Linked DNA regions of Homo sapiens: region 2 is linked to region 1. A link is a contact called in ENCODE Hi-C or POLR2A ChIA-PET data. All regions are on one chromosome and are shown on one strand. Each heading gives the region's core, a stretch centred on a gene start or an enhancer-like site at or near the end of the contact. The rest is flanking DNA. Distances are from core to core; before and after follow the strand shown.

Region 1 (6,156 bases), core at 3,614-6,113:
GGTTCAGTCTGCCTCCCGCTCACACAGCAATACTGCTAATTAATCTGCACACCACCTCATACACAAGAGCATCCTGCATCCTTGACAAATGCTTTGCAGAAAGCAGGATTAACTTATCTTTCAAAACAAAGTGTAAGAAATCTATACATATTAAAATTATAATTATATACAAATATTTATGTACACAGAACAAAGACTAGAAGGGATACAACATCAATGGAAATGGTTGTTCCAGAGTCAGTCTGTGGAAACTGGAGATTTGTTTTTTACTTAATACTGTCTTTAATACGGTTACAGAATTTAAAACACTGGGAATTATGAAGAGAGAATTTGGCTTGGAAGCAATCCATGTGAAATAGCATTTAAGAGCATTGAGACTCTATCTGATCCTATCAACCTGAAAACTTGAATCAGAAACATATTCACTTGAAAAGACTTATTGATACCTAGAAACATTGGCTTTTTCTTCTTTATTATTTTTTTTTTTTGTTTCTCGTACTGCTACTTTAGGCTTAATATTTCTGGAAATCAGGGAGATAACAGACTGGAGAACTGGATTCCGAAGTTTAGAAAAAGCCTGAATGGAGTGTGCGTTAGTCTATGTATGCTCCTCACATCTGTCTGTCTGTCTGTCTCTGCTGGGGAGGTTGAGAGGGATAGAAAGAAAACAGCCATCATATTGATATTTCTGTGAAGCTATGGACTAAGCGATCTCCCCTCCAGCCCAAGAATTTCTAACGAACACAGACCCATATCATCAATTCCCCTAGAGTCATTTTTTTACACTGGAGGTAGGAAATAAGTGTTAGAATATGCATTTAGGTGTTTACAGAATATGGAAGGGTAAGTTTTAAGGAAAGGATTTGGGTAGATTATGGATAATTAGCAAAAAAGAAAAAGGAAGAAGGTGGCTGGGTATTTTGGAGAAAATGTGATCTATAAATACTGCACTTATTAGAATCAGAAACAATCTGAATATTTGACTTGGGAATTTTTTTAACAAGTCAGGATTTCTTCACTACTTCAATATTTTGTGTACTGCATGATTTTCACCAGTGGAAAACTAGTGTTAGAAACTGGATACATGTTATCTTTATTTCCTTGAGGTTGTCGCTAACCAGTTTTTTCTGGTGTTGTCCCTTATTTTCAATGTCTGTGAGACAAGTGAAAATGCCACTTTGCTTAGAAATGCAATTTATCCACCATACTATAGGATAAGTAAAATACATGAAGCAAATCAACAGCTTTTAGATTTATGGCAAACTGTTGTAAAAATGGATAAAATGTTCAATACAAAGTCCACTTACTCTTTGACAACTGGAAATTGTACTTTGCTTAGAAATAAATTTTCCGTACCATACCAGAACTTAAGCCAAATACAGGTGGTAAGTCAGCAGGTTCGTAAATCCATAGCAATTGTCATTAAAAATGAATAAGGTGTCCAAATAGAAAGTCCAGTTATTATTTGACAACTGAAAATTTTACTTTGCTTAGAAATATATTTTCTCTATATTAGAAATTAAGCCAAATATATGTGGTAAGTCAGCAGATGCATAGATCTATAGCAAATTGTCATTAAAAAGGGATAAAATGTCCAAATAGAAAGTACAATTACTATTTTACAAGTGAAAATTCCAGTTTGTTTTGAAATCGTTTTCTAAAACCCTAGAACTTAAGCTAAATACATAAGGTAAATTCAACAGCTTTATAAATACATGGCAAATTTTCATTAAATGGGTAAAATGTCCAAAGAGAAAGTCTAGTTATTATCTAACAAGTGAAAATCCCACTTTGTTTTGAAATACAATTTTCTTAACATACTAGAAGTTAAATATAGGTGTTAAATCAACAGCTTCGTAGATCTACAGCAAATTCTCATAAAAATAGATAAAATGTCTAAATACGAAGCCCAGTTATTATTTGATAAAATAAATAATACACATTAACTCCTCTTTGCTGTATATGCAACCCTGTGCAAAATGGGCAGAAATAGTCAACACCAGAAATAAATATCTGAGAAAATCCAAAATTCACATAGATATTAAATATCCAAAATATGTTTAAAGTTCTTATCTATTAATTTGGTTTTGGTTTTGGTTTTGAAAATGTTTGTTGTTCTAGACAACACAAAAATGTTACCTAAAGTATTGCTCTATTAATGTTATCTTTCTGTTTTATTTTTAGTATTGTTTTGTTTTTTGGATAACAAAAAGGTTTTATCTAAATTACTTATATATTGATGCTGTTTTTTCCCTTAGAAAATTCTATTTCTAAGCAAAGTGAAAATATTTTCATATGTAGAGGAATAAAAAACTACAATATGTTAGAATAGTGAGATGGGAGAAAATTCTTCTCAGTTTTCTGGTTTTAAATATTTATGTACTAAGGTTGTTCATTTAAAATTTTAATTAAAAAATTAATATTATTTCCTTTAAAGAAAGCTCTCCAAACTTAATGTTATTTAACATTTAAAGGCTCTTTGGAAAGAAAATAATCGAGGAGAATTAATTTGATCTTGTTTTTAACTTTTAGAAAGTATTTAACTGCAATCCTATGAAAAATATTTATTGTATAGCTACCTATATATGCATAGAGAACGTCTGAAAAAGCAGACTCTATAATGTTTACTGGTGTTATTGCAGGGTGAATAGGTTACAGGTGACCTTTTCTTTAGAGTTTTCTAGGGTTTTCTCTCCTGAATTTTGTACAATGACCTGAAATTACTTTTATTATGGTAAAATACTAATTACGTTTTTTAAAAAAAGTCCTGGTTAGCATTTTGAAATGAAAAAATCAAATTGGTTCAAACTTGTTCAAACTTTTAAAGTCTTAAGATGGATTTTTGAACTTTAATTTTTCCTGCTTTTCATCTATACTGGTTTTAAATCTCAATTTTTAGAAAAATAATGTCTCAGTTAACTAGGTGAAGTAACTTTCGAATTTAAACAAACAAACAAAACTGGTAAGAATTTGACAGCGGTCACCAGAACAGTACTCTACCAAGCATAAGAAATCCTGGAATTATTCTATCTTGCAGAAGAGGGTGAACATCCTAAAGATTAAATTAAAAGGCACTTCTAAAAAGTATAATTGTGTTTACCCAACTTCCTAGGGAAATGTCTTTGTTAAAAAGCTGCATTTCATTCATTCATATTCCGGATAGTGGGCATTTTCTAATAAAAAGTAAAATCTCAGTAAATGGGCTACAGTTTTGTTTATTCCTAGAAAGGCTCTCTTTTAAAGTGCGGTGTCTGCAACGTTGTTATGACAATAAGTCAAATTCTTATTGATATTCCAAGTATAAAATAATCCGTAGCAATGTTACTAAAATGTGCTCAATTTTGCTCTTCAAATATGAAAGCGTTTCATCTGTGTTTCAGAAACCTAACTCAGCTGTAGACAATTTGGTTTTCCCTTTTAACTTAAACTTGTTTTACTAAGATCATCAACAGATTGTCAGTTTCCCAAGCACCTGACACTGAGGCGCTTAGATGGGAATCCGCGTTAAGGTTTTATTTAGCATCCTTCCTCATCAGAATTTTAGCGTCTTATCAGCCACTGCAATTTTCCCTGACATAAAATATATATGTTCATAGTACAAATGCACGCAAATATTTGTGGCCGAATCTCGGCAACCCGCTGGAAAGGATTAAACGTGCGGTTGCCGTGACTAAACGCATTCATTCACCCTACAAGATTTAGGAAAATGTAACGTTGCAAGGGAAGCAAGGTCTCTGTGTAAACCTCGTAATCGCCACCAAAAGTCGGTAGCTGGGAGCCTTCAAAGCCCGCCAAACACACTGGAAGCATCCACAGCTGTTTTAAATTGGTTTTGGTTTCTGGAAATAGCGCACTCGGTACGGCAGCATCTCTGGCCTCCAGCCGGGGTTAACCCTGACCTGAACGCCCTGTTTAGCTCCCAGCATTTCATGATTCCGCTTCCCTGCTCCGTAAAACCGAAGAAAACCGAGATTTCCGTCACCGAGAAATGCACTTAGCAAGAGGGGGAAATTCGGTGTTTTAAATGTCACATTTTTGTGTTCTCTACCACTATCAAGAAAAGGAAAAAAGATGTGTTTGTGTAGCGGGGACGCAGCTTGACACCCATTTCCTTTGGCTCGCATCGCGGTCGCAGAGCCCAATCGCGGGGAAACGGGCCCCCCAGAAAAACAGGCAACGACCCCCAGCTCTTTGCTACAGGGATCGGGAGAGGACTACCCTGGGGCTGGGCGGGGAGGGGGATGTTGGGAACAGGAATTGGAGATGGAATTTCTGCGCCCGCAGAGCAGGGAGGGGCCCGCGGGGGCGCGGAGAGGAAAAAAAGGCCAGGGGTCAAGCCTGGGGAGAGAGAAGCTGGGCCGGGGAAATGGGGTACAGGGTGTACTGAAGGAGGGGTACGGTGGGGTCCGGGACAGAAAGAGAGGCTGGTGCCCAAAGGGCGCGCTCAGGCGCCCGGAACCCGAGCGGGGGAGGGGGAGGCGGCGGCCTGTTGGCCCCGGGACCTCCACGTCGCGCGCAGGCCACTAACCTGTCAGCAAGAATGTGCCAGTGGTCGCGGGGCTCATCCTGCGTGTCCCCCGACCCTGTCCCGTCCAAGCACAGGGGTCTCCCAGCTCCCACCACCGGGGCAATTGCATTCTTGGCCTGGCTAGGCCGTCCGTCCTCGATTCTCCCCTCCCCTCCCTTTCTTCTTCCCTCCCAGCTTGGCCAGTTCAGCATCAGCATCCCGCACCCCCTCGGTAATCCCGTACTCCCTCTAGCGGCGGGCCACTGCAGCGTGGCCACCGCCCCCACCCCCATCCCCCATCCCCGCACCCCCCTCCACCCCCTAGCCCGCGGAGCACGCTGGGATTTGGCGCCCCCCTCCTCGGTGCAACCTATATAAGGCTCACAGTCTGCGCTCCTGGTACACGCGCTTCAACTTCGGTTGGTGTGTGTCGAAGAAACCTGACTGCGCCCTGAGGAGAACAGCGGAGAAGGTCCACCGAGCCTGGCGAAAGGTCCGCTGAGCGGGCTGTCGTCCGGAGCCACTCCGGGCTGCGGAGCACCCAGTGGAGACCGCGCCTGGCTCAGGTGTGGGACCCCATCCTTCCTGTCTTCGCAGAGGAGTCCTCGCGTGGTGAGTATGCGGTGAGGACGTTTTTTTTTTAAAGATCACGTTCATTCCCCGTGCTTATCGGGAGCTGCGGGAGATGGAGTAGCACCCCAGAATGTCTCCACGCAAAACTTGTCACGCCTTCACTGGCTGTACCCCAAAACAAATGGGGAAACCAAGCCTTAAAGGCTTGGGTTTCCAGGACCAAGTCCAGATACGGGCTGTAGACAGAGATGAGCTGCGGACAGTGATGAGCTGCAGACGGTCAGGAGCTATAGATCGATTTGCAATTTGCTCTTCAAATGCGCTACCAAGTGCCATGCTTTACAAACAGATAAGCGCTTCAAATGCGCTACAAACTGGCGCTTCAGATGCGCTACAAGCACGCTTCACGCGGGCGACAAACTGATGGGAGCTACAACTGGCGCTTCATTGCGCTATAAACTGATGGGCGCTTTATGTGCCACAAACTGACGGATGGGCGCTTCAGTGGCGCTACAATCCAGAACGAGGAGCAGCGATATAGGAGCTGCAGACAGAAAACTGAATTGCGCTTTACATGCGCTGCAAAATCTGAGCTGCAGAAGAGTAGCACTACAAAAAACGCTACAAAAACGATGCGATTAGCCAGCCCGACAACAGCGCTTCATTGCGCTGCGAGGCACATGAACTGCAGAGGTACATGAGCTGCGGAACAATTCACACCTAAGATGCACTACAAAGTGGTAAGAGCTGCAGAGGTACAGGAGCTGCAGACCGTTTGCGCTACAAATAAAGCAGCCGTAGTGGGACATGAGCTGCGGAGTACAATTCCTCTGTTTTCTTGGAGCAGGACCCCACCCTTTCACCTTTTGGAATGGCTCCCACTCTATTTTTCTGCAGGACGGTTCTCGCATGATGGTGCTGGTAGACAAAATGGAGCCCCGGGCAAAAATTAGTGTTTAACATTCTGCCCACACCATTCCCGCTATAGCAGTGGAGTGGAGGGGCACTGATTGGAGTGGAAATGGGAATCTTTTGGTGATGGCAGAGCAGGCTGCCTGCCTACTTGTGCTTGATTG
Region 2 (2,700 bases), core at 1-2,500, 3.3 Mb after region 1:
CTAGAGCTAATCTGTAATACACCAATGCTTGTAAGAAATAAAGGTTTGCACATCTGCAGACACATAGCTCCCTGAAAATTAAATCCAGCCAGTTCCCAAGCATTTGAACTGACGAGTTTTTTTTTTTTTTCTTTTTCTGGAGATGGGGTCTCTGTCACCCAGGCTGTAGTGCAGTGGCCCAATTACAGCTCACCTGCAGCCTCAATCACAAGCGATCCTCTGGCCTCAGCCTCCTGAGTAGCTGGAAATACAGGTGCGTGCCACCACACCTGGCTCATTTTTCGATTTTTTTTTTTTTTTTTTTTTTTTTTTTGGTAGAGTCGGGGGTCTTGCTTTGTTGCCCAGGCTGGTCTGGAACTCCTGGCTCCAAGTAATCCTCCCATCTCGGCCTCCTAAAGTGCTGGGATTACAGGCGTGAGTTACAGCGCCCAGCCTGGACAGTCTTTAAAAGAACTCTGACTTGCTGGTAACGAAACACAGCTCCGGACATCCTTTGAGAAAGTCGCCGTCCCCACCTCAGAAAACACACACACACACACACGTGTCCCGGAACTTACACACACACACACGTGTCCCGTAACTAACTTACACACACACACACACACGTGTCCCGGAACTAATTTTCCTCATTTGGGTGAAAACTTTTACAGGGTCCTCCAGGCTTGCATCATTTGAAGGCTAGCGTCTGCCACTCTGCTTCCACGCTTCTAGTTGGGGACTACCCACTTAACAAAGCCAAGTTCAATTTTAATTTCCCAGAACTGACGCAACGCAAAGCGCAAAGAGACTGAACCTGGGGTGTGGAGTGATACAGACCTGACGGGGCTTTATTCCATAGACAGACATCGACCCAGGACCTGAAGCGGTCCCTGCCTGCTGTCAGGTCCCCGCCGCAGCCCCCGGCCCGGGCTCAGCACCTGGCACAACGCAGGCTAGGTCAGTGCCGCTCGAGGTGGGCAGAACCACAGGGCCGCCGCCCCTGGGGGGCACCGACGCCGCCCGCTCACGCGCCGCCCCCTCCGCATACCTCTCCTTCCCGCGGCCAGAAGCGCGGGTTGTAGATGAAGAAACTCAGCAGCGCCGGCAGGAACTGCTTCTCCTGGGCCGCCGAGGGCCCGCTCCCAGCCCCGGCCGCCGCTGCAGCCATCCCGGCCGGGTCCCCACCTCGGGAGCCTCCCACAGCCAGCCCAGAGAAAGCAGCCACCTGCTAGAACACCGCACTTCCGCCTCCCTCGCCACCACCCCGGAAGCGCTCGCCGCCGACCAGGAAGAAGAACCCGCCTCGCAGCGTCCTCTTCTGGCACCCCAGGGTGGCCTTGTTGTCTGTTTCCCGGCCGAGTTTGTGTTTTGCTGGCTCGCGGAGTTTTCTCCTGGCTACGGGCGAGGGTTGCGCGTTTCAGGAAAAACTGAGTGGGGCACTGTTTGTTTGTTTGTTTGTTTTTTGATAGGATCTCAGTTTGTCATCCAGTCTGGAGTGTAGCGGCGGGATCTCAGCTCACTGCAGCCTCAACCTCTGGGACTCAAGCCATCCCCCTGCCTCAGCCTCCCAAGTAGCTAGGATTACAGGGCGCGCCATCAAGGCCAGTTTTATTTTTTGTAGAGGTGGGGTCTGTGTTGCCCAGGCTGCTCTCGAACTCCTGGCTTCACATGGTCTCCCATTTCGACCTCCCAAAGTGCTCCGATTATAGGCGTGAGACACCACCGCCCAACCTGTTGTTGTTTTGGTGGTATTGTTTTTAATTTAATTTAGAGACAGGATCTCGCTTTGTCACCCGGGTTGGAGTGCAGTGGTGCCATCATAGCTCACTGCAGCCTCAACTCCCAGGCTCAAGCGATCTTCCCACCTCAGCCTGAGTAGCTGAGACCACATGCATGCACCACCATGCCCAGATAATTAAAATATATATATATATATATATATATATAGAGAGAGAGAGAGAGAGAGAGAGAGAGAGAGAGTTAGAGAGTAGAGACAGGGTCTCACTTTGTTGCCCCAGCTGGTCTCGAACTCTTGGCATCAAGGGATCCTCCTGCCTCTGTTACTGGATGGAAGGTCTTGACCGTGGATTGCCCAGGTTCTTGGCGTGTTGAACAAAGAATTGAACAAAATGCACAAAGTAGCAAAAGAACAAAGCAACGAAAAGAAACAAAAGAAAAAACCGGAGTAAGGAAGAGACAGATTTATTGAAGCGAAAGTACAATTCACACAGCAGGAGCGGGATAGAGCAAACGGTTCGATAGCACCCGTCAGGATTTTTATTAAGCTGGAAGAATTAGGTAACGCCCCTAGGTGCCCGTTAGATGCCTCCGATTGGTTACACCCTCTGAAGGATTGGCCTGTGACCAATCAGAGGCTGAAGTGGAGACTTGCGCACCACCACCCACCCCCCGCCGTCAATCAGAAGCTGTCACCCTCCCCCCGCCCCCCTCTCCGCCTGATTGACGGAATGAACACGTGGCCTCCATGCTGCCTAATCTTGCCTAGAACTGGCTGCACCTGCTGTTCTTTTGTTTCTGCCTTAACCCTTGGTTACCCTCATGCCCTATTCTGCCTCACCTGGCCTCCCAAAGTGCTGGGATTACGGATGTGAGCCACCCACACCTGGCCCATTGTTTTGTTTTTAGTTTATTTAAAAAGTATTTTATTCTAAGACAGCACTTTGCTCTGTTGTCCAGGCTGGAGTGCAGCGGCCAGATCAT

The links. Hi-C counts contacts between places; a loop is a spot of excess contacts on that map. ChIA-PET counts read pairs that join two places held with the same protein, here RNA polymerase II (POLR2A). Pooled maps may share reads with other maps.
Region 2: a loop to region 1 is called in a map of naive thymus-derived CD4-positive, alpha-beta T cell, with 22 times the contacts of the local background. The contact joins the promoter of CZ1P-ASNS here to the promoter of PEG10 in region 1. A Hi-C loop is called at or near these places in 1 of 168 maps with a recorded cell type or tissue (naive thymus-derived CD4-positive, alpha-beta T cell) and 6 of 50 pooled maps. POLR2A ChIA-PET finds 5 or more read pairs at or near these places in 2 of 52 experiments (A673 and B cell).

Annotation. Positions count from the first base shown.
Region 1 is chr7:94,651,462-94,657,617 of GRCh38, forward strand. It overlaps PEG10 (paternally expressed 10), which reads left to right and starts at 4,864. Exons shown (of 2, transcript NM_001172437.2): 1 at 4,864-5,130. The coding sequence starts at 5,126. SGCE (sarcoglycan epsilon) reads right to left here and starts at 4,672. Exons shown (of 11, transcript NM_003919.3): 1 at 4,529-4,672. The coding sequence starts at 4,637. RefSeq lists enhancers at 4,020-4,797, 6,067-6,116.
Region 2 is chr7:97,971,108-97,973,807 of GRCh38, forward strand. CZ1P-ASNS (CZ1P-ASNS readthrough) reads right to left here and starts at 1,251. Exons shown (of 19, transcript NR_147989.1): 1 at 1,028-1,251. It also overlaps the pseudogene CCZ1P-OR7E38P and the pseudogene CCZ1P1. RefSeq lists a silencer at 847-1,156.